Linked DNA regions of Homo sapiens: all the other regions are linked to region 2. A link is an interaction called in ENCODE POLR2A ChIA-PET data of the cell type or tissue named here. Cell type or tissue: IMR-90. All regions are shown on one strand.

The links. Peaks named below come from ENCODE experiments on the same cell type or tissue, not always from the same donor. Only the 100,000 strongest peaks of a DNase experiment are listed, where the experiment ranks them.
Region 1: POLR2A ChIA-PET joins it to region 2 with 5 read pairs; 2 of 35 experiments call an interaction of 5 or more read pairs at or near these places.
Region 3: POLR2A ChIA-PET joins it to region 2 with 8 read pairs; 4 of 35 experiments call an interaction of 5 or more read pairs at or near these places.

Annotation. Positions count from the first base shown.
Region 1 is chr1:230,047,449-230,051,448 of GRCh38, forward strand. No RefSeq gene overlaps it. Among named protein-coding and RNA genes, the nearest start is that of GALNT2, 18 kb to the right of the region's middle. In IMR-90, no CTCF peak of the experiment used is centred here; no DNase peak of the experiment used is centred here; H3K27me3 peaks cover 1,462 bases.
Region 2 is chr1:229,439,155-229,443,154 of GRCh38, forward strand. It overlaps NUP133 (nucleoporin 133), which reads right to left. Exons shown (of 26, transcript NM_018230.3): 26 at 1,105-2,886. The coding sequence ends at 2,750. Among named protein-coding and RNA genes, the nearest start is that of ACTA1, 7.1 kb to the left of the region's middle. RefSeq lists enhancers at 1,377-1,917, 1,650-1,699, 1,760-1,819. In IMR-90, a CTCF peak has its summit at 1,927; a DNase peak (open chromatin) is centred at 2,047; H3K27ac peaks cover 920 bases.
Region 3 is chr1:229,311,164-229,315,163 of GRCh38, forward strand. No RefSeq gene overlaps it. Among named protein-coding and RNA genes, the nearest start is that of CCSAP, 30 kb to the right of the region's middle. In IMR-90, no CTCF peak of the experiment used is centred here; no DNase peak of the experiment used is centred here.

The DNA of each region.
Region 1 (4,000 bases), 610 kb after region 2:
AAAGAAGGAGGGGGAGAAGGAGAAAGAGGAAGACGAAGAAGAAAAGAAGAAGAGACGGAGATGTTTGTATTTTTGTAGTCCAAGTTCTTACAGAACAGAGTTCCTGGTTAGGCAAGGCTTTAAACACCCTGAAATCAAGGACTGGTCATTCAGTAACGCTGTCTGCAATGCCTGTGATGCTGGGTATGAGGTTGCATGCAACCATAGTTTGCTGGAGAACAAGAGAGAGATGTATGAGGCAGGGCTTTAGCCCTTCATGACCTTACAGGATAGTAGGAGTGACGGATGGGTACAAGAGTCATTACCATGTAATAAGATATGGGATCTATGTGTGCATGGTGTACTCAATAGTAGAGCAACACTTAGTGGAGAGAGTTTCTGTGGGCTGGGTCTGCAGAAGGCTTTATGCTAGTGGTCATCTTTGAGCGAAACCTTAAGGTTTTACAGATAGTAAAAGCAAGATGTATGTCATGACATTCACTGTGATCTCACCAGTGTCTGTTTCCTTCCACCTCTCCATTGCCTAACAGAAAACCAATTTTAATTCTGGCATCTACCTCTTTCCATCACAGGCTAAGCACTTTTGGAAATGCTTGACTGACCTTAAGCCAGTCAGCACTGTCCATTCCTCTGGCCATTTCATTATTTTGGTGAGAGTACTATATTAATTGTATTTTCTTATTTTCTGTATTCTTGATGCTCTGACATCTAGGTCCTCACTGACTGGAGAGAGACTGCCTCTTCCAGGGCTCAGAGATAGAGTAGCAAAAGGTCCACCCAGGTCTTTCATAGGCAAACTAACAAATCCAGAGCTCATACTCTGAGCCACCTCTCCTATCTGGCTCTTGCACTCCAGGAAGCAATATTCCTGTGCCTTAAATCATCCCAGGGCCTGGTACAGCCAACCTGGGCCAGCCCCTACACTCCAGAGCCCATTGAAATTATTCATACTAGCCAGTCCTAAGCCTGCTTACTGTGCCTTGCCTAACCTTTCCTGTGGAAACCACAGTAAAGGGTCCTGGTCATGCTTTTCCCTCTCTCCCATTGCCCTGAGATCCAATTTGGTGTTTCCGCCTGCACCAGCAGGGATTGCTTCATCTCAGGAACTGTGAGTAACAAACTATCTTTTCAGTGGTGGTCATTGCATGACCTGTTGGCCTCATCATACCTGAATAATAATAAAGCCTACACTTTAAAACAAGTATGACTTAAGTCCGTGCAATCAGGGTAAATTTCTGGGGTCTGCTTGGAATTATGACCCAGAAGCACTCTCTCTCTTCCACTGGATATCAGTGAGGAAAGGTTATGGCCCTTGTTGTACATGGCAGGCATCCAAAAACCACAAGAGGAGCCACCTGAGCTGGACAGAAGACTAGAGAGGCAGACACAGCCTTCTAGGACATCACTGAACCTCCAAGCCACTGACCAACTACACCTGAAGTCCGCCTGTCTTGTCAGTCAACAGAGCTCCCTTTAGGTAGTTTAAAGCCTGTAATACAATAAAGACTATTCAGAGGCTCAGAGAATGGTGGGAAGTAGTCTCTGGGCTGCATTTACAGGGACAGCTTCCAGCTCTTCTTTGCAGAACTGATGTGAAATGGAAACTGTTGCTGCCATCAACCTGAGCAGCCTCTGCTTGGGCCAACGCAATGGATGCCCCTGGCCCTTGTCTTTTATAGCTGGCTTCAAATAGAGTGATCAACTCAGCTCAGGTTACCCAGGACTTTGCCAATTTTAGCACAGAAAGTCTCACATTCAAGACTCCCTCAGTGCCAGGCAAACCAGAATGGTTGGTCACCCTACTTCCCAATAGAAGTTATAGGAGAGTGCAACTGAGTGATAGAATCTATTTCCCCAGCAGCAAGAGGGACTGGGTCTTTTCATTGGAAAGGAGGAATTTACAATGTGGGGAATGACCAGAAATGTGGAGAGGATGTTTAAGCAATTTTGAGCAGTCAAGAATGACAAATGTATTTAATACAATAAAGCATCATACCTAGACTTTCCAGGTCCATGAGCAAGATGAGGCACTTGCAATTGGGCTTGCAACCAGAGCTCCCTACTTGATACAGAGGCTTTCAGCAGCTTCTACTAGAGAGCTGCTGTGCTGAACTGAGAGCGAGTACCCTGGTGTTATTCACAAGAGAATGAGGTCCGATGTCTAGGGCTTTTCTCATAGGATTGCAGATTTACCATATTTTACCTTGTGGTGCCAGGGACAAAGACATGAAAAATAAGCAAATAGATAGGAAGGGGGGCAATAAAATCTACTGTTTATTAAATGAAAGAATGAATTTAATTTTTTAACCCTTGATGACAATGAGCTATGCCACCTTCTTGAGAATGTGGCACCAAAGTCCAGAGGACAAAGTAATAAGACTAGAAGTCCCTGAATACATATCTGAATGAAGTAATGAGGGAGAGGCATAGAAGATGGTGTTTCACGAGTCGTTTATCAAACTGTCTGCACTGCAGCATTCAGCATCTGGACCAGCTCTGTCAACATCACTTGCAGTTGTTGTTGAATCACATGTGACATGACAAGTCCCCAACAGGTCTGGGCTGACAGCCAGCCTGCCTCCACTGCAGTGACACCTAGTGCAAAGCCTGTATTTGGGACTCAGCCTATAAAAGAGGACCACCCACCCCTGTCCACCACCACCACAGTTGCCTGCCACCATTGTAGAACAAACTACAGGAGAATGTCACACATACCCTAGGGGATACGTTCACTCTGCTCTTTGAAAAGTCTTTGCATACACTGTGTTTCAGGTGAGCCCCTCCTATGTCACCTGGAGAGATAGGCAGGATAGGCATTGTGATGTCCATGTTAGAGAAAAGCAAGCTCAGATCCCAAGAGAGTACGACACGCCTGCTGTGATACCGTTTGTCACAGGTAGCTCTTTGCCTTTGATGGGTGAGAGAGGCAAAGAAGGTGGCAAGACTAGTCTCATCTGTTAAATGTCAGTCATCAAAACCAAAGCTGAGGCCAGGTGCTGTCACTCACACCCATAATCCCAGCATTTTGGGAAGCCAAGGTGGGAGGATTGCTTAAGCCCAGGAATTCCAGACCAGCCTGGGCAACATGGTGAGACCCTCATCTCTACAAAAAAAAAAAAAAAAAAAATAGCCAGGTGCAGTGGTGTGTGTCTGTGGTCCCAGCCACTTAGGAGGCTGAGATGAGAGGATGGCTTGAGCCTGGGAGGCTGAAGCTGCAGTAAGCCCTGATTATTCTACTGTACTCCAGCCTGGGTAATAGAGCCAGACTCTGTCTCAAAAAAAAAAAAAAAAATGACAACAACAACAAAAAACCAAAGTTGATACTTTTAAAATATCAACTTTGATATCAACTTTTAAATATTTTAAATATTTTTAAAATATCGACTTTTAAATATCTTAAAAATATTTCTAAATATTCCCCAACTTTGGGCAGATTCATTTCATTCTGTAGCAAATTGGTTTCTGCATTTGGGCTGAACCACTTGATAGACATATACTCTGCAGTTATATATATAATATATATTTTACACTCTATAGTAAGTTGCCTGAAGTGCCCAATATATTCTAAGAACATGAAAGAAACGATACCAAAATAAATTATTTCCATCAGCCCCTTGAAAGTGTCTGAGACCTCACTTATTTCTCTATTGTTCTGCCTCATTCTGTGTAATTGCACTGGATAAAACATTACCTGGTCTAAATTGTCTTGTCAATAGAACTTTCACTTTCTCTTTTTTGTGCCTCTGCTTCTCATACTCCTATAGCCATTCAGACCCTGGCTTTGTTTTCTCTCATCTCTCCTGAGCCCTCGGCTTATGTCCACAGGGACTGGCTCTCTGTGGAGGAGAAAGGACTGGCTCTCTGTGTGGAGATTTCTGGCTCTCTCTTCAAGCTCCCAACTCTGCTCTGTTCTACTCACCCCAGCCCTCACCTTCCAGCAGTGCATCTAGAATGGGCCCTTCTGCCATATTTGCATTCCACGGCTCTCTCATTCAGTCCC
Region 2 (4,000 bases):
AAATGAAAAAGCATATGCAGTCCAAAAGTCTATTTCATAATGGTGACTAATTATTTCCAGCTGGTGGGATTACAGAGGTCTATTTTCTTTTTCATTTTCTACAGTGTTTTTCTTAAAATTTAGAATTACATAATATTATTTGAGACAGGGTCTTAATCTGTCACCCAGGCTGGAGTGCAGTGGTGTGATCATGGCTCACTGTAGTCACAAACTCCTGGGCTCAAGCAATCCTCCCAACTCAGCCTCACAAGTAGCTAGGACTACAGGCACACATAACCATGCCTGGCTAATTTTTGTAATTTTTTTTGTACAGACAGGGTCTTGCTGTGTTGCCCAGGCTGGTTGTGAATTCCTCAGCTCAAACGATTCTCCCATCTTGGTCACCCAAAGTGCTAGGATTACAGGTGTGAGCCACCATACCTGACCCAGTATTATTTTTTTTAAATGTATCTTGGTTTTTAATGAGTGGATTTGTTTACACGGGTGTGTGTGTGTGTATATATATATATATATATATATTTTTTTTTTTTTTTTCACGCATCCTCAGGATAAAATGTCAGGAACAGGCTACACTGCTTTTGTAGTTAGCCTCAAAATGTCCAGGTGTGTAGGATGTAGGTGGGTGATGGTAGGAAAACTACGATTCAGCCCCTAAAGTAAAAAAAGAAACACAGTTCAATCATTAAAAATGAAAGCCCTCAAAGAGAGGCGTCAGTAGCCTTTACCTCACTCAGGAGTTCAGCAAGTTTTTACTGTCTATCTCCAGGTCTGCTGCAATCCTTGACACCATTCTGTCCACAAATCCTCCAGACGCGCCAGTCTCCATGCCTGCGTACACTCCCCTCTGCTCAGGATCGCACACGACACTTTACTCTTGTATTCTGTCAAGGTCCCAAGCTGGGACTCTCAGGGCAGCACTTATAGACAGGTGTGATCACGAACCTTTTCCAAGTCAGTAAAGTATCTCTTTCCACAGAAATGTCAACACAGCATCTGTATACTTATCAGCTACTTGATTTATATAAAAACCATTAATAACTCGTTGATGAAGACTACGTTGTGAAACCAATTTTTAAAATTCTAGAGAAAAAATTATTCAAAATCCTAGGTCTTAATTTCATTTTTACTGTTAAAATAATTTTTAAAAACTCAACCATTTGGGTGTAATAGCTACTAACTTAGAGAGAAACAGGATTAAAAGAGGGAGCTTTTTCTTCCCTTGAACAGGATGACTCTACTTCACACGGTAAGAGCAGTCGTTCTACGTCCACGCGATCAGTGGGTTCTGGGGCATGATCAGATGGGCTTTCCTGCGGTACTGTCCCATACACCAGGGATCACCAGGTTTGCAGCAGCACGGGAGGGAGATGGGAGCCTGTGTGTCTCGCAGCACATTATCACCCGACAGGGTCCTACAGGTGAGACGTGAACACTGACAGCTGACCTCCACGTAAAAGCAAAGCCTCATCTTACGATACAAGTACTCAGCGGTTTCTTACTGGCCATCTGACAAGCTGCTCTTCCTAACTTCTCTTAGTACCTTCCAACATGTTCCTAACCCAGACCCTAATGCTGTCCTAACATACAAGCTGCAAAGAGAAAAAGAACAGGCTGCTAATTTCTTCCCTTTGATTTACAAACAGCTCCATTAACCTGCTCTTCCAAACATACTCAAGGGCTGGCCTTGCAGCCTGCGGGGGAGACGGCCTGATGCTGGGCTCTGTGAATCCAGGAACCGGACTCTTCACCATGTTTAACTTCTGACCTTTTCAGCTGCTGGAGCAAGATGGTTAGTGGGCATTCTACTGGGCCAAGCCGCGGACATGCCAGCAACTCCCTGTCCAACCTCTGGCCTTTATTTAAAACCCAGATAAACATTGAGTGAGTGATGACACTGGTCAGGACAAAGCTCTGAGAGTACAGTACCTTTCAGTCACATCAATTGCCATATTAGGAAAACCTATAATGGTTTCTAGTATCATTCATGCTTTTGACTAGCTAGGCAGACTGTGGTAAAGATTCATGAGTCATTCTGAAAATACATGAGGCTGGCTGAATCCCCACACTGAAAGATTAGAACTAAACATCAACAGTAATTTCTAGATAGGTTAGAAAACCACATAAACGTTTCATTCACTAAAATACTTTCATTAGTGCTCATTTATTATTTATGTAGAAAAGTTTAAAATGCTCCCAATGAGTTCATCAGTTATCAAGCTCACATGAGTTAGGCCCACTCTCCTTTGGTTTTTCATCTCATAATAAGTCAGCAAAAGTTGACATTTATCTTACTAGACATTTCCCATTAGCCCTAACTGAAACAGATATCAAACACCCTAGATTCTCTTCAGTGCAAAGTATCTGGAGTCACAGCAATTTTAGAGACAAGCTAGTGCAATCTAGTAATTTTCATAGTCGCAGAAACTGAGGCCTAGAAGTGATTTGTACATGTGAGCAGCTAGAACCAGGACAAGAACTCCAGAACCTGGGACCACGTGAGAGTAAAAAGAAAGGGCACCGAGTACAGGAACAACAACTGACACATTTCAGGTGGAAAAAACAAGTCACATAACTGAAAACCAAAATCACAGTTACATAACTATTTTATATTAGCTTCCTACATATAAAGTATAAAAACTCAGCTATACATGTTATGAAATTGTACAAACTTACACTTGTTTATGGCCTAAAATTTGTATAAGGACACACTTATACAGATTTCATAAACAATGGCCATTTTTAGAAAAAGTTATATTTGTCCCTGAACATAATATTCATAATTTGCTTTCAAAACAAACTCGAAGTAAGGATTGGACTTTAAGCTTCCAAGCTGATCCGCTTGTAGCAGGTCTTTCACCTCCGGTAAGTACTCACTGAGCTGAATGCCTATAAACACAAACACAAGAAGTCATTTTTCAATTATTATAAAATGCTCAAATGAATTCTGATGATTGATGACAAAAGCACCTGTGCTTCTATTTAAATATAACGTCACTTTGCTGTTGGGAAATACTCTCTTCTAAATTCCTTCCATCTGTCAAACATACTTTCAAGTCTAACAATGTGATATCCTTTACAGGGGCTGCCTGAGTGTTTTTCCCTCCAGTGGTCAAAATAGCCATTCTATTTAAAGTGTTTAATAAGATCTGAAACGTTTTCATGTATTCCCAAGCTTGAAAACAAGTATTTCAAACACTTATATGATCCCCTATTTAGGGAATAATTTAGTAGAAACACTGTTATGAACGCTAGCTACAGGATCTCAAAATGTGTTTACAGTATAAATCTAAAATTAGATAGGCAAAAGAATCATTTCTTCACAAGTCATCCATAGAGCTGAAAAGACAGTGAACATGAACTAAATGGATTGTTTGACATCTGTGTAGTTACAAACAAACATACACAATTTTCTCATTTGACAAATAGAGAAAACTGGATGAAAATTTTCAAATTAATAAGCCAATAATATTTTTATAATTTGTTACATTACCATAAGATTCTCAAAATCAGATACTGGTTTAAAAAAAAAACTCAAAGGGCCTTGCATCATTTTTTGGTTCTTTTTTTTTTTTTTTTTCAGGCGGAGTCTCACTCTGCTGGCCAGGCAATGGCGCGATCTCGGCTCACAGCAACCTCTGCCTTCTGGGTTCAAGCGATTCTCCTGCCTCAGCCACCCCGGTAACTAGGATTACAGGTGCCCACCACTACACCCGGCTAATTTTTTGTATTTTTAGTAGAAATGGTGTTTCACCATGTTGGCCAGGCTGGTCTTGAACTCCTGACTTCAAGTGATCCACCCACCTCAGTCTCCTAAAGTGTTGGGATTACAGGCATGAGCCACTGTGCCCAGCCTATTTTTTGGTTCTTAATTGTAGTTTTTATTTTTTATTGAGACAGGGTCTCCACTCTGTCACCCAGGCTGGAGTGGAATGGTACGATCGTAGCTCACTGTAGCTTCAATCCTTTGACCTTTCGAGCTCAAGTGATCCTCCCACCTCAG
Region 3 (4,000 bases), 130 kb before region 2:
ATTTTTCTTTAATCTGTAACTATGCAATTATTCTACTACTGGCTATCCTCTTTTCCTCTTTTTTATTTCCAGGAATAATTTTGGCTTTAAATGCTAGCCTGTTGCTCCAGACTTCTACCATATGTAGTTACATTTTAGGAAACGTCTAGTGGCCTGAAGTTTAGGCACAGAGTCTGGTGTTTGTTCACAGGGATCTTCTGTGGGGATGATACTTTACTCTGGTTTGTTCCATGGCTGGGTGACATTATACAGGTTTGTTCCATGGCTGGGTGACACTACACGGCAAAGGAATACTTGAGCTGGGCTTCAAGGAAACATTTAGCTATGTGGTCATTGTAGAAAGCACAGATGACAAACGGGGGCTGAGTGTAAGTATCCACAAGTGATCACGGGTCAAGGCCTGAGGGCAACGCAGGGGCAGGCTGGGTTGCCATGCATTGTCCATGGGGCAGCATGAGAGGCTGTCCTAGGAGGCTGTTGCCAGGAAGTATGTGCTTGGTCCAGACTTCCCAGGTTCTCGTCAAAGACCAGACAGCAACCTGGACACAGAGGAACTCCTCAGTTCTTCTGAAATCCTGAAGCTCTAAAACAATGAAACAGAAATGGATGCAGCAGCTGTCATAGGTATTAGTCAATACCTAAGTGTTAAGAACAGTAAAACATTAACTAATAGCGATGTTAATTTTCACAAAATAGTCATCTTTTTTTTTTTTTTTTTTTTTGGGAGATGGAGTTTTGCTCTTGTTGCATAGGCTGGAGTGCAGTGGTGTGATCTTGGCTCACTGCCACCTCCGCCTCCTGGGTTCAAGTGATTTTCCTGCCTCAGCCTCCTGAGTACAGGTGCCTGCCACTACGCCCGGCCAATTTTTGTATTTTTAGTAGAGACAGGGTTTCACCATGTTGGCCAGGCTGGTCTCGAACTCCTGACCTCAAGTGATCCACCTCGGCCTCTCAAAGTGCTGGGATTACAGGTGTGAGCCACCCGACATGACCAAAATAGTCATCCTTAACTGGTTTGGACCATCTTTCATTAGTAAAATCAAAAGCATATGTGCACAGTAAAATTCCTAGCTGCAGACGCAGGCTCACCTCCCACAGCCAACCCCTTAGCCCCTTGAACTGCTCGCATGAGGACCTCAGACACACTTCTCTAAACACCCCTTTTCATATGAAAATACTGGAGGCAGAGTGTCCTTCCATTTGTGGGTTTCTATTTTTATTTTTGAGACAGGATCTCAGTCTGTCACCCAGCCTGGAGTGCAGTGGTGCGATCACAGCTCACTGCAGCCTCAACCTCCGGGGCTCAAGCAATCCTCTTACCTCAAGCCTCCCAAGTAGCTGGGACCGCAGTTGTGCACTGCCATGTCTGGCTAATGTTTTGTTTTGTAGAGATGGAATTTCGCTATGCTTCCCAGGCCAGTCTTGAATTCCTGGGCTCTAGCAATCCTCCCGCCTCGGCCTCCCAAAGTATTGGGATTATAGGCGTGAACCACGACACCTGACCCATTTGTGTTCTTAGCATGCTTTGAGACTGTTCCACGCTTTCCTTTTTTGAATTTCCCCCCTGCCAAGGTCCAGCTTATGACTAGAGGCAGGCAGTGTGGATGTGACACAGTCTGATCCGTGTCCTGCACCATGTGAACACCTTTGTTGAGTGTATCTGCACATATGGATGTATCAGAAAACTTTTAGGAGCAAAATTGCTAAATCAAAGGCATACTCTTTAAATATCAATAAAGGTACATTGCCCTCTGAAGAACTTGACCAATTTACACTCCCACTTACAGAGCAGGAAGCCCAACCATTTAAAATGCACAACTTTTTAAAAGAGATTTATGGTTTATATTTTTATTGTAATATTGGCCATCAATTTTATGGTAGCCATGAAGACTGTGTCCTTTTATTCTACAAGTAGCAGTCACACAGGCTTCTGGAGCGTCGCATTATGACGTACACGTCATGGGAATCCCCGGTGACAGTCCCTGCTGTGGAAGAAAGTGGAGCAGAACCTGGGTCCAGAACAAGGGCAAGATGAAGTCAGACCTAGGGCTTTTGGAAATGCTGGATGAGCATCAGCAGCAGTCTGAAGATGCTGTACTGTGTATTTTATTGTGGGTTAACAGAATCATGTCAAAATTCTGTTCCTAGAAAAAGTTCATTGTTTTGGTGAAAATCCAGGATTTATACCTTATCATCCAAAAATTGCATGCAGAGTTTTAAATATTGTAATGTGCCAGAGCCCCATTCCAGACCAGCAGGCAGTGGAGGGGCCCCGCGCTGTTCTCCTCTCCGCTGCCAGACAGTGGCCTCCTGAGTGGGAAGCTCCGAGCAAGAGCCCAAAGAACATTCACTTACAGGACCTCCCAGGTGGCTCAGTTATTAGTCTAGCTTAAGAATCACACAGCTGAGAATCTTCAGTGGGAGGGCATATCTTTGAAGAGTGGGTGTTTGTATCTGTTTCTCTTTTGTTTTCTCTAGGATTATTTTTTAATGGCTAATGCATTCTTAATGGTTTAAAAATCAAAGCCGCATGAGAAGGTGAACACTGAAGGCTCCCTGCCCATCCCATCACTCCATTTCTTCCTCTAGCCCTGCAGGTAACCACTAGTTAGTTTGTGAATCCTCCCAGAGGTTCTTAATGTAGATACAGATATTTTTATTAGCCTTCCCTTTCTTAAAAGATAACATGTTACATACACCATCTTTTGTACACCTAAACTCTATCTTGGAGCTTTTCCACTTCTCAGTACATTGAGAGCTTTCTCATTAAAGGCTGCATAGGGTTCCATTTTGTGGAAATAATGTTTTCTTTAGCCAGTTTCTTATTGATGAACTGGGTCATTTCCAATTGGGTCATTTCTAGTTCTCTTTTGAGGTAATTGCAAAATAATTTAGTTAAACAGCATCCTTAATTTTTGTTTTCACTGATATGCTCCTCTCATTTATCAGAAAAGGTAATAATTTTCCTTCCAATTTAGGCCTTTCCCTATACATTGGCAGGAACCATTTAGAAAATTTGATGGAAGTAGGGAGCAAATCCAACAAGAGGTGTGCAAGACTTTTTATTCATGAAAACTTTAAATCCTGCTGAAATAAATATAGGAAGACCGACCTAAATGGAGACATACTATATTTGGGGATAAAAAGACTCAATATTAGAAAGCTGTTAATCTTCCAAAATTAGTAAATTCAGTGCAGTTTAATGAAACTGCCAAATGGAATTAAAAATAGAATTTGACATGCTCATTTTAAAGTTCATATTTAGAAAATAACCAAGAAAAGAGAACAAGGTGGGCATGTGGAGACTTGGCCTCCCAGATATAAAATAAACTGCAAAACTTATTTTGCAGTTTAAAAGAATATAGTGAGCTCAGGTTTGTCCAAACTGATCCACAGAAGAGCAGCATCTAGAAACCTTCCCATGTATCTAAGAAACCTTCCCAAGAATTTTTTTTTTAAATGATGTAACACTTTATATCAGTAAGGACTGTTCACAGATGGTGTTAAACCCATCTGCTACCCATTTGATTAAAAAAGGAAGGTTGGGCCAGGCAGGGTGGCTCACGCCTGTAATCTCAGTAGTTTGGGAGGCTGAGGCCAGCAGATGGCTTGAGCCCAGGAATTCGAGACCAGCCTGGGCAACATGGCAAAACCCCATCTCTACAAAAAATGCAAAAATTAGCCAGGCGTGGTAGTTCATGCTTGTAGTTCCAGTGATGGGGAGGCTGAGGTGGGAGGATCACATGAGCCCAGGGAGGTCGAGGCTGCAGTGAGCTGTGATCACACCACTCCACTCCAGCCTGGGCAACAGAGTGAGACTTAGTCTCAAAAAAAAGGGAAGGTTGAATTTTTACTTCATATTCAAAAAAATTAACTTCAGTTGGATTAAAGAGCTAAAACTAGAAGCAAAGTTTTTCTTCTAAAACATTGGAAGACAATATTGCATTTTTTATAATCAAAGGGTCTTTCTGAAAGTGACACAAAGTCCCCCATCTGTAAG